Linked DNA regions of Homo sapiens: regions 1 and 3 are each linked to region 2. A link is a contact called in ENCODE Hi-C data. All regions are on one chromosome and are shown on one strand. The core of a region is the stretch at or near the end of the contact, and the rest is flanking DNA. Distances in the headings are between cores, read along the strand shown. Region 1 holds the start of AOC1 (amine oxidase copper containing 1). Region 2 holds the start of GIMAP4 (GTPase, IMAP family member 4). Region 3 holds the start of NOS3 (nitric oxide synthase 3).

Evidence for each region. Hi-C counts contacts between places; a loop is a spot of excess contacts on that map.
Region 1: a loop to region 2 is called in a map of left colon, with 4 times the contacts of the local background. The contact joins the promoter of AOC1 here to the promoter of GIMAP4 in region 2. A Hi-C loop is called at or near these places in 1 of 168 maps with a recorded cell type or tissue (left colon).
Region 3: a map of endothelial cell of umbilical vein shows a loop between it and region 2 (2.5-fold over the local background). The contact joins the promoter of NOS3 here to the promoter of GIMAP4 in region 2. A Hi-C loop is called at or near these places in 1 of 168 maps with a recorded cell type or tissue (endothelial cell of umbilical vein).

What each region holds. Positions count from the first base shown.
Region 1 is chr7:150,851,101-150,855,670 of GRCh38, reverse strand. AOC1 (amine oxidase copper containing 1) reads right to left here and starts at 3,154. Exons shown (of 5, transcript NM_001091.4): 1 at 3,113-3,154. All of the region lies in intron 1 of LOC105375567 (a long non-coding RNA gene), which reads left to right. RefSeq lists an enhancer at 3,001-3,572.
Region 2 is chr7:150,565,950-150,570,414 of GRCh38, reverse strand. GIMAP4 (GTPase, IMAP family member 4) reads right to left here and starts at 3,025. Exons shown (of 3, transcript NM_018326.3): 1 at 2,978-3,025; 2 at 456-527. The coding sequence starts at 513.
Region 3 is chr7:150,988,499-150,992,767 of GRCh38, reverse strand. NOS3 (nitric oxide synthase 3) reads right to left here and starts at 1,751. Exons shown (of 27, transcript NM_000603.5): 1 at 1,468-1,751. RefSeq lists promoters at 1-22, 1-589, 1,531-2,399, a cis regulatory region at 509-529 and an enhancer at 3,670-3,829.

The DNA.
Region 1 (4,570 bases), core at 1,905-4,404, 290 kb before region 2:
TGCAGACTGATGGCTTTGGGGGTGAGGTAGAGGTGCCCAGTCCTGCCTAGCCTTCTTTGTGCCCCATTCACCTCTCTTGTCCACCCAAGGCTACTAGGAGGGGACCTCAGGGAGGGTTTCATCTTAGGAAGATGCCTTTTCCTTTCTCAGGGAGGGTGGGTCAGGGTCTTCACCTCATAACCCCATTCCCCAAGCAGCTGTAAAATCCTGTGCTTGTAGCTGTGAGCCTCCTGCAGGGCTGGGAGACGTGGTGGCCACAGCTCTGTCTTCCCATGTGCTGTGTGCGGAGTCTCTGGGAGACTGTTACTCTTGCCTGTTGCGCTGTTGCTACAGATGCTGGCTGGAGCTGTCTCCCAGCCTTAGTTTCTCCAGACCCTAACTTGTCCTCCTAGGTGATGTGGGCCTCCCTGGAAGGCTGCCGTCACCGTGAAATTTCCCTACAGAAGCACTGCCTTTGCCACCTTGCACCCCCTTCCTCAAGGCTCTGGGTTGAGCTGGGAGCCCCGCTTCAGGATTCCTCCCTGTCTCAGCTGTGCTTTTCACTTCCTGCAAGCAGTGCCTGAGGCACAGACACTTGATTTATAAGGTGGATGCATGAGTGGGTTGGACTCTGAGAGATCCTTGTTTTCATATTTTCATAGGTAGTTGCCTTTTGCTCCCTAAATCAGAAGCCCTGGGGGTAAACCTGGAGAAAACTCGTTCTCCTGTGCAGACAGACAGGTAGCAGAGAGGGTTAATCCACTCCTGTCTCAGACCTCTGCCTGGCCCAGCCTCTTCCCAGGGGGCCCAGGCTGCCTGCAAGGGAGGCCCCGAGGATTTCACCTGGAAAGTCGGCGGCACAGGGTGTGAGGTGTAACTGAGGTGCAGCAGCTCCACTTTGGGTGTATCGTGGAGTGACCCACTGAGGAAACCTGACCATCATGAGCGCTTTTCATTTCTTGCTTTTGTTTTTGGAAAATGCATTTACACATCACATTTCCGAAGCACAAGCGTTGGGAACACAACCCATGTGTTAACTAGAGGCCCTGTTTTCCCGTGGCTTTTTTCCTCCAGAGAAGCTCAGCTGCACATTGTCCCTTCCCACCCGACTCTGGGCCAGTGTCACATCCTTTGCCACCTTTTGAGGTCAGCTGAAACCCCGCACTGCCGAGGAATGCTGTTTTTGGCCCCAACTAACATACTTCTCCACTAGTCCCCTTAGCACTTTGTATTTAATTTGTACACGATGGGCAGTTCTTGATTCATAGACAAATGAAAGGTGTTGGCTGGGCCTGTTCCATCACCCGAGGGCTCTCTAGCCCTGGAGGCCACGGTAAAGGCTGATCTGAGATGTCCTTCTCTCCCTTTCCCATGCCCCTCTCCCCGAGGGCTCTCCCCTTGCCCTCGTTTTGCTCCATGGTCATGGCCTCTCATGGGGATGTCCCTCTAGTTGCCTTGTCTTGCCCTCTGGTGCTGGCAGAAGACCCTGGAACCCACATGATCTTGGGCTCTCGGAGGCCCTGCTTACCTGGAGGGAGCAGGTGAGGCAGGGGCTGCAGGCGGAACCCAGAGCCAGCAGGAAGGATATGAGGTGAGTTCTTGTGTTCTCCTATTAAATATTGGCCAGGCCTCTTTTTTTTCTTCTTTAAATAGACTATTTTTTCTTTTTCCTGAGACAGTCTTGCTCTGTAGCCCAGGCTGGAGTGCAGTGATGCGATCTTGGCTCACTGCTACCTCTGCCTCCCAGGTTCAAGCAATTCTCCTGCCTCAGCCTCTGGAATAGTTGGGATTACAGGTGTGCACCACCATGCCCGGCTAATTTTTTGTTTTTAGTAGAGATGGTGTTTCACCGTGTTGGTCAGGCTGGTCTTGAATTCCTGACCTCAAGTGGTCCACCTGCCTCAGCCTCCCAAAGTGCTGGGATTACAGGCATGAGCCACCAGGCCTGGCCCCAAATAGACTTCTTATTAGACTTAAATAAATAAATAAATAAATATATATATATATATATATATATATATATATATATAGTCAGGATCTCACTATGTTGCCCAGGCTGGTCTTGAACTCCTGGGCTCAAGTGATCCTCCTGCGTTGGCCTCCCAAAGTGCTGGGATTATAGTAGACTTTTTTTTTAATAGACTTTTAAAAATAGACTTTAATAGATTTCTTAATAGACTTTATAAAGTCTGTTAAAAGTCTTTAAAAAGTCTATTAAAAGTCTTTTAACAAACTTTATAAAGTCTATTAAAGTCTTTTAAATAGGAGTCTTTTAAAGAGGAATTTTAGGTTCATAGCAAAATTGAGCGAAAGGTACTGAGAGTTTCTGTATACTCACAGCCCCTACACACGCAGCCTCCCCACTATCAATATCCACACCAGAGCCATACATTTGTGGCTGATGAACCTGCACATCACTCTCACCCAGAGCCCACAGTTTACATCAGGACTCACTCTTGCTGCTGCATATTCTATGGGTTGGACAAACGGACAATGACATGGATCCACCATTAGAATATCACACAGAATAGTTCCACCTCCCCCAAAATCTTCTGTGCTCCACCTCTTCCTCCGAAACCCTAGCAATCACTGCTCTTTTTATTGTCTCCATAGTTTTGCCTTTTCCAGAACGTCCTGTATTTGGAATCTTACAGTCTGCAGCCTTTTCAGATTGGCTTCTTTTGCTTGGCAGTGTGCATTTAGGGTACCTCCATGTCCTTTCACGGCTGGGTCTCCTTTTTTACAACCTCTTATACCCACGTTTCTTTTTGCTTTTCCAGGAAGGAGAAAGATGTGGAAGAGACCTTTGCTTTCCCCAGGACAAACCTCTGTCCCCATGTGCAGTGGCAGTGGGGGTGGTGGCTGGTGAGACCTCCAGGCAGGAACAGGAAGCAAGCCCTCTCCCTGCTCACCCTCCTCTCTGAGCTTTCCCCACTCCACCCTGGCCGGCTGTTGCCTGCCACCAAGCACCCGGGCACCTTCTGTGATGTGCTGGGCTCCCGCCCTCACTTCCTGGCCCTCCTCCCTCTGTGTCCTGTTTCTTCTGCCCCTCACTCTGTGCCCTCCTTCCACTGCTTTTCTGTCCTCCAGGTCAGCCCCTTCTTGACTCTCCCGAATACCCATCAGAACGCACCTGTGTGCTCTGCTCCCAGTTCGCTCTGCTTCCAGCCTTTGCCCTTAAGCTGATCTCTGACTCCTTCTTGAAGTCAATCAGACCCCGCCCTGCAGGGAGGGACAAGGTGAGGCCTGAGCTGGCCTAGGAGGGGCCTATGGCTTGGGAGGTGCCTCTGTGGGCAGCTACAGTGGCGAGAGTGGGTTTGAGGAAGCTGGCTGTGCAGCACACTTGTCCTGAGTCTGTTTCCAGACAAGTGCCGCCTTCCACAAGAATTTGCCTTGGCTTCTCTGTGACGAGCCATGCAATGCCACGATCTGTTAATTTAGGTGGCATATTTTAGAGGCAGAGATAAGGACAAGGGGCCATTTCCTAGCCGGTAGTCTTACCTGAAGCTGACAGATGGACCAGGGCAGGGGCTGATAGAGGCTGGCACCCACAGCAAAACAGAGAATTCAACCGCTCCTAGAACAAGACACCAGAGGCAGAACCGTTTGGGAGGAGCAGCCACTCAAGACGAGTTGCAAACTTTGGCGGCTTTTTAACGATCTTTGAGACCCTGACCAGATTCAGAAAGGAGGAAGGACTTGGCTGGGAGAAAGCTGGCCAGGGTAGCTAAGGCTATGGCACAGAGCGGAGAGGGGAGAGGACACTGGGGCAGGTAGTGCCCATGCAGTGGGCGGACAGTGCTAACGCCCACTTAGTCAGGTTGAGAAGGGCGAACGTGGTGACCGGGGTAACTCCTAGTTGGAAAGGAAAGAATAGAGTCAGGAAAAGTTCGTGGCTCAGGAGTGCCAAGGGGTCATCATCCCCCATTACCAAGGTTTGGTTGCTCAGGGATTGCACACCGCTTTGTGGTTATAGGGGTTTTGTATTTCTCATCATCATCCTTCCTGCTGCCCGCAATGCAAGCCATTTCAGTGTGCACTGGCAGCTAGATGAAGGAAGGTGAACACACTTAGTCAACTTGAAGCTTGCTTGCAATTCCAGAAGGTCTTTGGTGTTTCTGAGGAAGGGGATTTGCCTTCCATGTTAAAATGATGATTGATACAAAGACAATGAATGCTAACGTCTTTCACCCTCAGTGTTCAAGAGGACTGTGAGTTATGTATTCTCAGTTATGGGCTCACCAACTCCGCAGAGAATTGGGGGGATTTGGATTAGAAGAGAGTTTCAGGAACAACCTGATTTTGAGGACTACAATCTGTTTCCATTCCACAAAGGAAACTGCGACAAAGTTAATGGAGTGAGGATGGATCGAGAAAAGAGACTTGCAAAGATTTAAAGGGAAAGGGGCCACATGCACATGATGGAGTTAGACCCTTTCACACACGGAAACGGACTCGAAAGGGACCAAAGACATACATGTAAGAGCTAAAACTGTAAAACTCTTAAAAAGAAAACATAGGAGTAAATCTGCTTGACTTTACATCTAATTCTTGGATGTGACCTCAAAGCACAAATAACCAAAGAAAAAAA
Region 2 (4,465 bases), core at 1,776-4,275:
GGTTATAGTGAGACCACCAGGAGCTGGGAAATTAGATACCAGGGTGAGGGACAATTACTCCCACATTCCTCATTCCCAGTTCTCCTCCAGGCTGAAGAAAGGGGCAGAAAAACAATCAGATAGGCTACAACCAGCTGTTCTGGTGTGTCCATGTTGTAGGAAGCAGGAGGTAAGAAACTGTGCCGAGCCCTGGGTCAATCAGAGGATATTTAATCTCTCTTCTGCTTAGCTGCTTAGCCACACCATGGGCAGAAAGTGCAGAGGGTCAAGAAAGATGAAAGAGCAGGTCAAATGAGGAGAAAATGAGAAAAGAGGTTGGAAATATTTTTCTCCTGCTCAAATGGGGACTGGGTGGCAAGGCAGGAGAACCCCACCCCTATTCCCCCCCAAATCCCCCACCCCCACCTGCTAACCTCCCTGCAGCCTGGTCTGGGGAGCACTGAATGCCCTCTCACCATAACTGGCCCCTGGTGTGCTGGGGTTGAAGCTCATACTGCCGTATTGGGCTGCCATTGTCGCTTGAACTCCTGTAGATCAAGAAACATAACCATGTCATTTTAGGGAAATGGAAGCAACTAGAATCCCTGACTGCCTGTAGTCAACAACAACTTTCTTTTTGCCATGAGCTTGCTACATTGATTTCTCCTGCTCCATTTCCCAAAAGTCTCCTCAACCCTCCATTTTCAGTTTCATTTTCAGATTGTTCCTTTTTCTTTACACAAACATAAATGCTTCCAGTGCTTCCTCACAGGGGTTCTGGCCCCTTCCCCCCTCTATCTAGAGATTCGTGGCTTGGATGTGTTTATATGAGGTCTGTAGCCTACACCCTCCTCAGAGTTCCAAACTTTTATATCTCCCTCAGCTTATAAAAGTTCCAAACTTTTGTATCTCACTCCATTTGGCTATTTCATGGGCATCTCAAACAGAACCTGGCCGAAATTAAGCCCTGACCTCCACATCCTGTCTGCCTTCCTGGCTCCCCGCTCAGCAGATGGCACCAACATCTAGCCCCGTGGCTCCTGCAGAACTTTGGGGTCATCTACAACTCTTTTATCCTCTCTCTCTCATCAGCCCATCACCAAATCCTATTGATTCCACTTCCAAAAAACTCGAAATTACCCATTTCTCTCCATCTTTGTGCTAATACAACCCACTGTCAATTGTATACAACTTAACAGGCTTCTAATTGATCATCTCCCCTTCAATCCCTTTTCTACTCTACAATCAGATGTTCTTTTAAAACTAAAATTTGATATTTTTTCTTGTTTAAATTTCCTAGTGGCTTACTATTGGTTTCAAAATAACTGAAGTCCTCAGAATGGCCCATAGGCCCTGTGTGATCAGCTCTCTCCTCTCTCCTATGTGTGAGCCACACTACCCTCAATGTTCTGGAAATCTAGGCTCCTTCCACCTTCAAGGCCTTTGCAGTTATCATTCCTTCTCTTTGGAGCACTCACCCTCCAACCTAGTGCCCAGCTTGTTCCTGCTCAACCCGCAGGCCTCGGCTCTCCAGAGAGTCTTCCCCAACACCACTGTCTACCAGCAACACCCTCTGTTATGATCCACTGCACCCCAGAGGCTTCTTACAGAATATGTATTACTTTAGGAAGTTAATTGCTTGATTTTTTTACTGTCTCCTCTTATACTACAAGCTTTGTGATGAGAAGACCACATATGTCTTGTATTTCTCATTATTCCCTGGGGACAAGCACAATACTGGGCAAAGAATGGTTATCGATCATTGTTAAATAAATAAATGGATAATCTCCCTGCTTCTTGCCTTTGATTGATCATTATGTCCAGCCCACATCTGATCTGTGAAAATGACAATCCATTCCTTTATTAATTAATATGTAGTGTTATAGAAACATGGTATTAATTTTAAATGTTTTATTTCATTGCTACCTACAAACATTTTGCAATGGAGAAAGATATTTGAAGAACTCTTATTGGAGCAGACTTTGAACAAAACAGGCAGAAAATGGTAGTTGTTAAAGACAGAGTCACCTCATAGGAAGCCAACAAATATGAAACACTGTGAAAAGCCAGATATTTCTTTTGAATGACTATTTCTTTATCCTTCAAGAATAGGGTATAGGAAACAGCTTCTTGTAAACAAGAGAAATCATGGCATTTTTTAAAAATCAGCTTTGGTGGCTGGTGTTAGGAGAGAGGATAGGACACCAGCAAGAAGAAAACAATACTGTGACATTCTGGGTTTTTGTGACATTCTCTGGGTGTTTCTTCATATCCTCCTTCTAGTGTGTGGGCTCTTTAATGCTGCTCTGCTGTTAATAATTCAGAGGCAAAGCCAGGAGACTGTGCTTCTGTAGGTGCTGACTTCAGGTGGCTGAATTCTCCTCTCTCTGCCTAAGGAACAAGCACCCATCAGCATCCAGCTTCTCCTGAACTGTAGAGAGTCACACCAGGTGGCATCTCCCTCCTCCTACCCGCTAAAGGGGAGCTCAATGCCCAGTAAACCCAGGACTGTCCCTGAGGAGACAGTTTCCCTAACGGGCAGCTCCGAGCAGACAGTTAACCCTGTAACAAGACCTCAGACTGCAGAGCCTCCAATCCTGACCTGGGTGCAGTCTTTGTGGGGCCACATATGGAGCTGTGCCCCTTACACATCCCAATGTTCCTCTTCCCACCAGCTCCCCCAGAGCTAATTCTGTCCGCTCACCCAACTTTATCCCTGGAAGAATCAAAGTTTCTATATAAATTCCACAACCAGCGAGAGGAAACATTTATTTGTAAAACAAGTATCCTCTGAGCAGCAATCTCTGGAAGAGGCATTGATTTGTAGGGCTCAGCCTTGAAAACAGATCACAGCCTAAAATTAGCAAAGCCAGGAAACGGGAACCAGCGAGAATATAGTCTGAAAACATGTTTACCAGACGATTTAAGATACAGGTCCCTCCTCACCAAAATCGCACATTCGTCCCGACCCCCACCACACACACCCCTATTCCCTTACCTGAAAAATCAGGATCTTGCACCCCTCTCTGATTTTGCACACAATACTAAGCCAGGATGTTGAGAAACAGGAGAAGAGAGGAAGTGAGGGGAGGAGCTGTCCAGATTTACTTGTGCAAGGGACCTGCCCACCTGATCATCCAGCAGCTCTAATAGAACTTTCTGCAGGGATGGGGTTGTTCTGTGCTGTCCAAGATGGTGACCCTTAGCCACACGTGACTACTGAGCGCTTGAAATGTGACGAGTGTGATTGCAGTTCTGAATTTTAAATTTTATTTTGTTTCAATTTATTTAAAGTTAAATAGCTACTCCATTGTCAGAATTCTAAAAGGCAAAGTCAGGCAGAACAACTTGCACCAGGCATTTTCCCCAGAAGGAAAGAAGGAATATTCAGCTTGGTATGCCTGGTGGCTACCATACTGAACCTTGCAAAGGCTCTGCAGTGAGACAAAAAACATGGGTCATGCTGTGACATTCTGGAAGAAACTTCTGGGCCAAAACTAGAGAGTTATCAGTTATTCTGAAAGACCCTTGAGCCCCTGAACCCCTGCTCAGCACAACAGGCCTCCCAGCTAAGCCCCCATACCCCTTTCTCCCAGTACCTCAGGTATGTCCTCTGAGTCCACAGTGTGTCCTTATTTCCAGGGTATGTCCATGAGTCATCTGCTAGAAGCAAAAGAGAGTAAATGACTTTCACTGGACTGACTAGGATGGGCCCAAAATTCACCTCCTGAGATGGTCCTGGAACCACTGAAATATTCTAAACACTGACATCTGACACTACTTACCACTAAAATGGAAACTTTGAGAGTATTGTAATGGGGTCCCAGCTCACCGTTATAACCAGTTATTTTTCCATTGTAAAAGGGGTCTCAATTTACCATTATACCCCACAGCTGAGACCTTATTTAGAATTACATAGCACTTTAGTAATTATAAAATTGCTAATAATTCTAAAGAGAACTGTAAGAGAAAGACATACATTTCTTTGAGGATAGAATGTGATTGGCCCTGGGTATACAAGCACAGGATGGCTACACTAAAAAGCAGAACAAGGCAATGGAATACATCTTGCACCAACAGTAAGGATAATTTACATTCCAGAGCAACATGACTTAAATAACAAAGACCACTTGGTCCCTTGGTTTGACAGGCAAACGAAGGCAAGTCCAAAAGAACAGGCAGCATGAGAAAGCATCTCCGCGATTCTGAACTGAGATACCTTAAAAGACTAGGATTATATTTTGTTTCTGAAGCCTAAACCTGGCTAGAAGGTATATATTATTCTATTTAATTACAGAAATTGATGCAAAATATAGTATTTATTTTTAGTACTATTAAAGCACTGGATCATTACTTAGGGAATCTTTATTCAGGTTACAGGGATCACTGCAGTAGGAAAGTTCTCTGTTAGGGACTACATTTGCAGTGAGCACCACGTTTCATCTAATGCTTTAACAATAAAGCAATGTGTAGACAAAAATGTCTA
Region 3 (4,269 bases), core at 502-3,001, 420 kb before region 2:
AGAAAGTTTAAGAAAGAAACGGAAGCTGAGAGACTGGGAGAGGCAGAGACTAGGAGCAGCAGACAGACAGACAAACAAACAAGAGGATTTGTGTTGGCCAGACTCCTCTGAAAAGCAGTGGAGGATAAGGTTGGGGTGGGCCTGGGTGGGGGGCCGGCAGGCGGAAGGAACGGGCTGTGCTCAGAGCTCTGGGGTCACACCAAGAAGGTGGGGTCTGCCAGTTTTGGAGGATGGAGGGTGAAGGGGCCTCATAAGCTGCTCCTGGACACTAGTGTGCCCTGCTGCCCCTGTCTCAGGAGGAGGGAGATGGAAGGGCGGCATTCAGCCTGGGCTTTGTCCCATGACCCCAAGCCTGAGGCCCCACCACACCCCACCACCTCGCCTTCCCAGTGAGGCAGGGGATGGGATCCAGCCCCTACTTTTCAGGCATCTTCTACCATGCTGGAGGAGACAACAGATCCCAAGTCTGGCTTCCATATTAAGCCACCATTTGAAATGTGCATGACCAAGGATGACTCATTTTCCTAGGTCCCAGTTAATGGAGCTGTGACTGGCATCCTCAGGGTCAAGGTGACAGGCAGCATCAGATGCTGACATCCTTCTGTCTTTTTTTTTTTTTTAGACAGAGTCTTGCTCTGTCACCCAGGCTGGAGTGCAGTGGTGTGATCTTGGTTCATTGCAACCTCTGCCTCCCGGAGTGATTCTCATGCCTCAGCCTCCCGAGGACGACAGGCACCCACCACCACGCCTGGCTAATTTTTTTTTTTTTTTGAGACAGAGTCTCGCTTTTGTTGTCCAGGCTGGAATGCAATGGTGCTATCTCAGCTCACTGTAACCTCCGCCTCCTGGGTTCAAGCGATTCTCCTGACCCAGCCTCCTGAGTAGCTGAGATTACAGGTACCCACCACCACGCCCGGCTAATTTTTATAATTTTATTAGAGACAGGGTTTCACCATGTTGACCAGGCTGGTCTCGAACTCCTGACCTCAGGTGATCCACCTGCCTCGACCTCCCAATGGGCTGGGATTCCAGGTGTGAGCCACCATGGATGGCCATTGTCTTCTTGCCTGCACCACTGGCTGTGGCCCGTCCCTGTGGCCACCTGACCCCTCCCAGGCCTTCCAGTCCCATCTGGGCTCCACACTCTGCTAGATTCTTCTGGAAAGCAGGGCTTACCTTACGCTTTGGCACTACCCAAAACCCTCAGCCAAGAACAAAGCCACTCCAGCACATTGGCCTGGCCCTCATTTTCCTTGGTGCACTGCTTGAATCCTCTGTTCTAGACAAATGGGCTTTCTCGTGTCTCCCTAATGGTCCTGTGCTTCCCTGCCCCTGGGCCGCTGCTGTGCTGTTCCCTCCACCTCTCCCTTCCGCCTCTGACAAATGAAAATCTTTTTCTTCCTTGAGGCCCAGCCTGGGCAGCTCTGGAGGTGCACCACCCAGGCCTCCCTCTTAGAGAGCAGGTACCTGCTGCAGAAGGTGCTGGTGGCTGACAGCTTCCAGATGCCAGCCTTCAGTCCAAGGCCATGTGCTTCCCTGGAGTCTTGTGTAGGATATAATAAATTCCTCTTCTAAGGTTTTAGCCTGTAAATTAAGTACAATGAGTTCTGAGATCCTCTCCAAAGATCCAATGCATCAGTATGTTCAGCTTTGTTCTTCATCTTAAAGTTTAACTTTCATGTTCTCTTCGTCTCCTTGCCCCTAGTTTCAGTAAACAACCCCCTCCTAGCTTCTATCACCTGCTCCGAACTGAGTCACCACTGGTCACCTGCTCTGACCTGAGTCATCCTGAGTCACCTGTTCTGTGACCGTCCTTCCTGCCAAACTACTTACCCTGCCAATCCGGCTCTTACCCCTGCTCTCTTTAAAATAGCCAGTAACAATTAGCTCAGACGGTGTGGTCCAACCCTAGCCAATAGGGGAACAACACAGCTGTAGGGGCTACCTGCCTTAGGGATAAAAACCCCTTCCCTTCCCTTGTTCAGGTGTGCTCTTGCCATTGCTCCATCTGTGAGATGCACCCTTCTATAGAAGTAAAATTGCCTTGCTGGGAACATTTATATCTGAGTGCTATTTCTTTTGTGGCACCGAAAATTTATTTCTAACACTTAGACAGTAACTGAGCCCCGGGGCGTCTGTGGGCGTAACATCCCCCGCTGGGCTGATGTGAGGCCCTTCTTCTTCTTCCCTCCTCTGCAGGTGTGAGCCTGGCATTGTGGGCCTGATCCTTCCCCTGCCCAACTCACTCCTGCTCCCGGTCCCTGTTATCTTTCTCAGGCATTGCCCGCAGTATTCCTCTTATGCTTCCAACTCCTGGGACTCTGCTTCCTGAAGGACCCAACCAACACAGTCGCAGGATGACTCCTCTGTGAGGTCTTCCTTACGTCCCCTTCTCCATGATCTCTGGGTGGCTGTCACCCTGTCCCCAAGGCCCCGGGGACAGCTCTTTCTCTGGGCCCTCCTGGTCGTGGTTTTTGGGCAGCTTGCTCTGTAAGTGTGGGTTCTCACTTAAATGAACCTGTGTGCTCTGAACCTGTGTGCTCTGGAAGACACAGGTCAGTTCCTCTCTGTGGGGATCCTCTGCTGGGTTGAGCTCCTGCACTGAGTGGGATTGCTTCATACATTGGCTTGTTTTGTTGCAAATGTGTGCAGCCGCCTGGGGACTGGAAGCTGTGCTCTGGAGGCAATGGAGAGGGTCCACTGAGAAGGGAATTGGCTGAGGCTAGATGGGTCTGTGTGGGCAGAAAGAAGTCAGTCTAGGTGAAGGGGAGGAGTGCAAGAAGGAGCACTCTGTGGCCACAGGGAGGATGGGTTACAGTTCAGTACAGCCAGCACTGAAGGCTGAGGGTCACAGGGAGGATGGGGTCCAGTTCAGTACAGTCAGCGCTGAAAGCTGAGGGTCAGAGTAGGCCTGGATTGGGTTTGAATTGGGGCAGAGGATGCCATGGCAGGGTCTTAAGAAAAGGAGGAAAAAAAAAAGTTAAACAGACAGAAAAAGTCAGAGATGAATGCTCTCTGGACAGGGGATTCCCTGCTTCCCCTTTCTTGGGCCGTGGCCAGTGTTGTCCGGAGTGTCCTGCCTTCCATCAGGGTGCTCTGATGAGAACAGTTGATTCCCCCGCCTGTCGGAGGAGGCCTGCCGTCCCCAGGGCTCTGCCTGGTGCTGGCCTGCTCTATGCCTGCAGCCCTGCCAAGAATGATGCCCATGCATCTTAGTGGCTGACTGCTCATATTGGTAACCATGTTTTAAAGAGGACTTTCCGAAAAAACAGTTTTCAAGGTTGGAGATTTGGTGTTCGGCTGAAAGAATTTCCATCTTCAATCATGAGATCTGAAGCTGAATGGGCTTTGGAGATGATCTGGTTGGGAACTGAGCCCCCTTGTCCCTGACAGTGGCTGTGTTTCCGCCTCGGGGAGGGCTGGCCCAGACCCCAGGGGTAAGGTGACAGCCTTCTGTGGGTGAGTAGGGATCCCTCCCTGGGGAGGGCTGTGCCCTGTGCCCCCTGCCCCCTCCATAATGCCAAAGAGGCGGCAAATCTTGCCCCTGCCTTCCCTCTCAGACCAGAGTGCTCTGCAGGGCTGGGCGGGGGACGCCTTGACCTTGGAGGGCTGTGCTGGGAAGGGAAGGCCTTGGGCCTGGGGTGTGTGCATGGGGGCCTGGGTGGTGAGGGCAGGGGTGACTGAGCGGAAGTCCCTGACTCTTTATAGCCCAGCCCGGGGCTGTTCAGTGTGAGCTGGAAGTACCCCACCCTTGCACTATGAGCAGCTTCCTTCCTGCCTGCTGGCAAGGACGGGTGGGGAGCGGGGAAAGGAGGGAAGGGAGGCGGGAGCAGCGGGAGAGGGGCGGGGAGCAGCTGCCGCCAGGCCTCCCCCTCCCGAGGATGTAACTCATGCTGAGTGCTGGGGGGCGGAGAGATTTGCTCAGCTTCCAGATTGCAGAATTGGTGCTGAGCCTTTGGTGAGGGCGTTGGGGCGGCTTCTGGGATGCTGAGGGTTCCGGGCTGTGGACGCGGTTGCCGGTCTGAAGGGGCTCCTGTGTTGATCCTGGGCGCCCCCTGGTAGCCCCAGCCCTTCTTGAGACAGCCACATGAGGGCAGCAGAGAGCCGAGGAGGAGCGATTTCAGCACAATCGTGGGATCAGACACCACGAAGGGAGGGGGAGACCCAGGGGATAGGAAAGGAGCCAACGGCATCGGGTGGTAGGTCTACACCAGCCATCTGGGGTCCCAAGGTGGCTCATTTGGGCCCACCCCCAGAGGAGCAGATTGG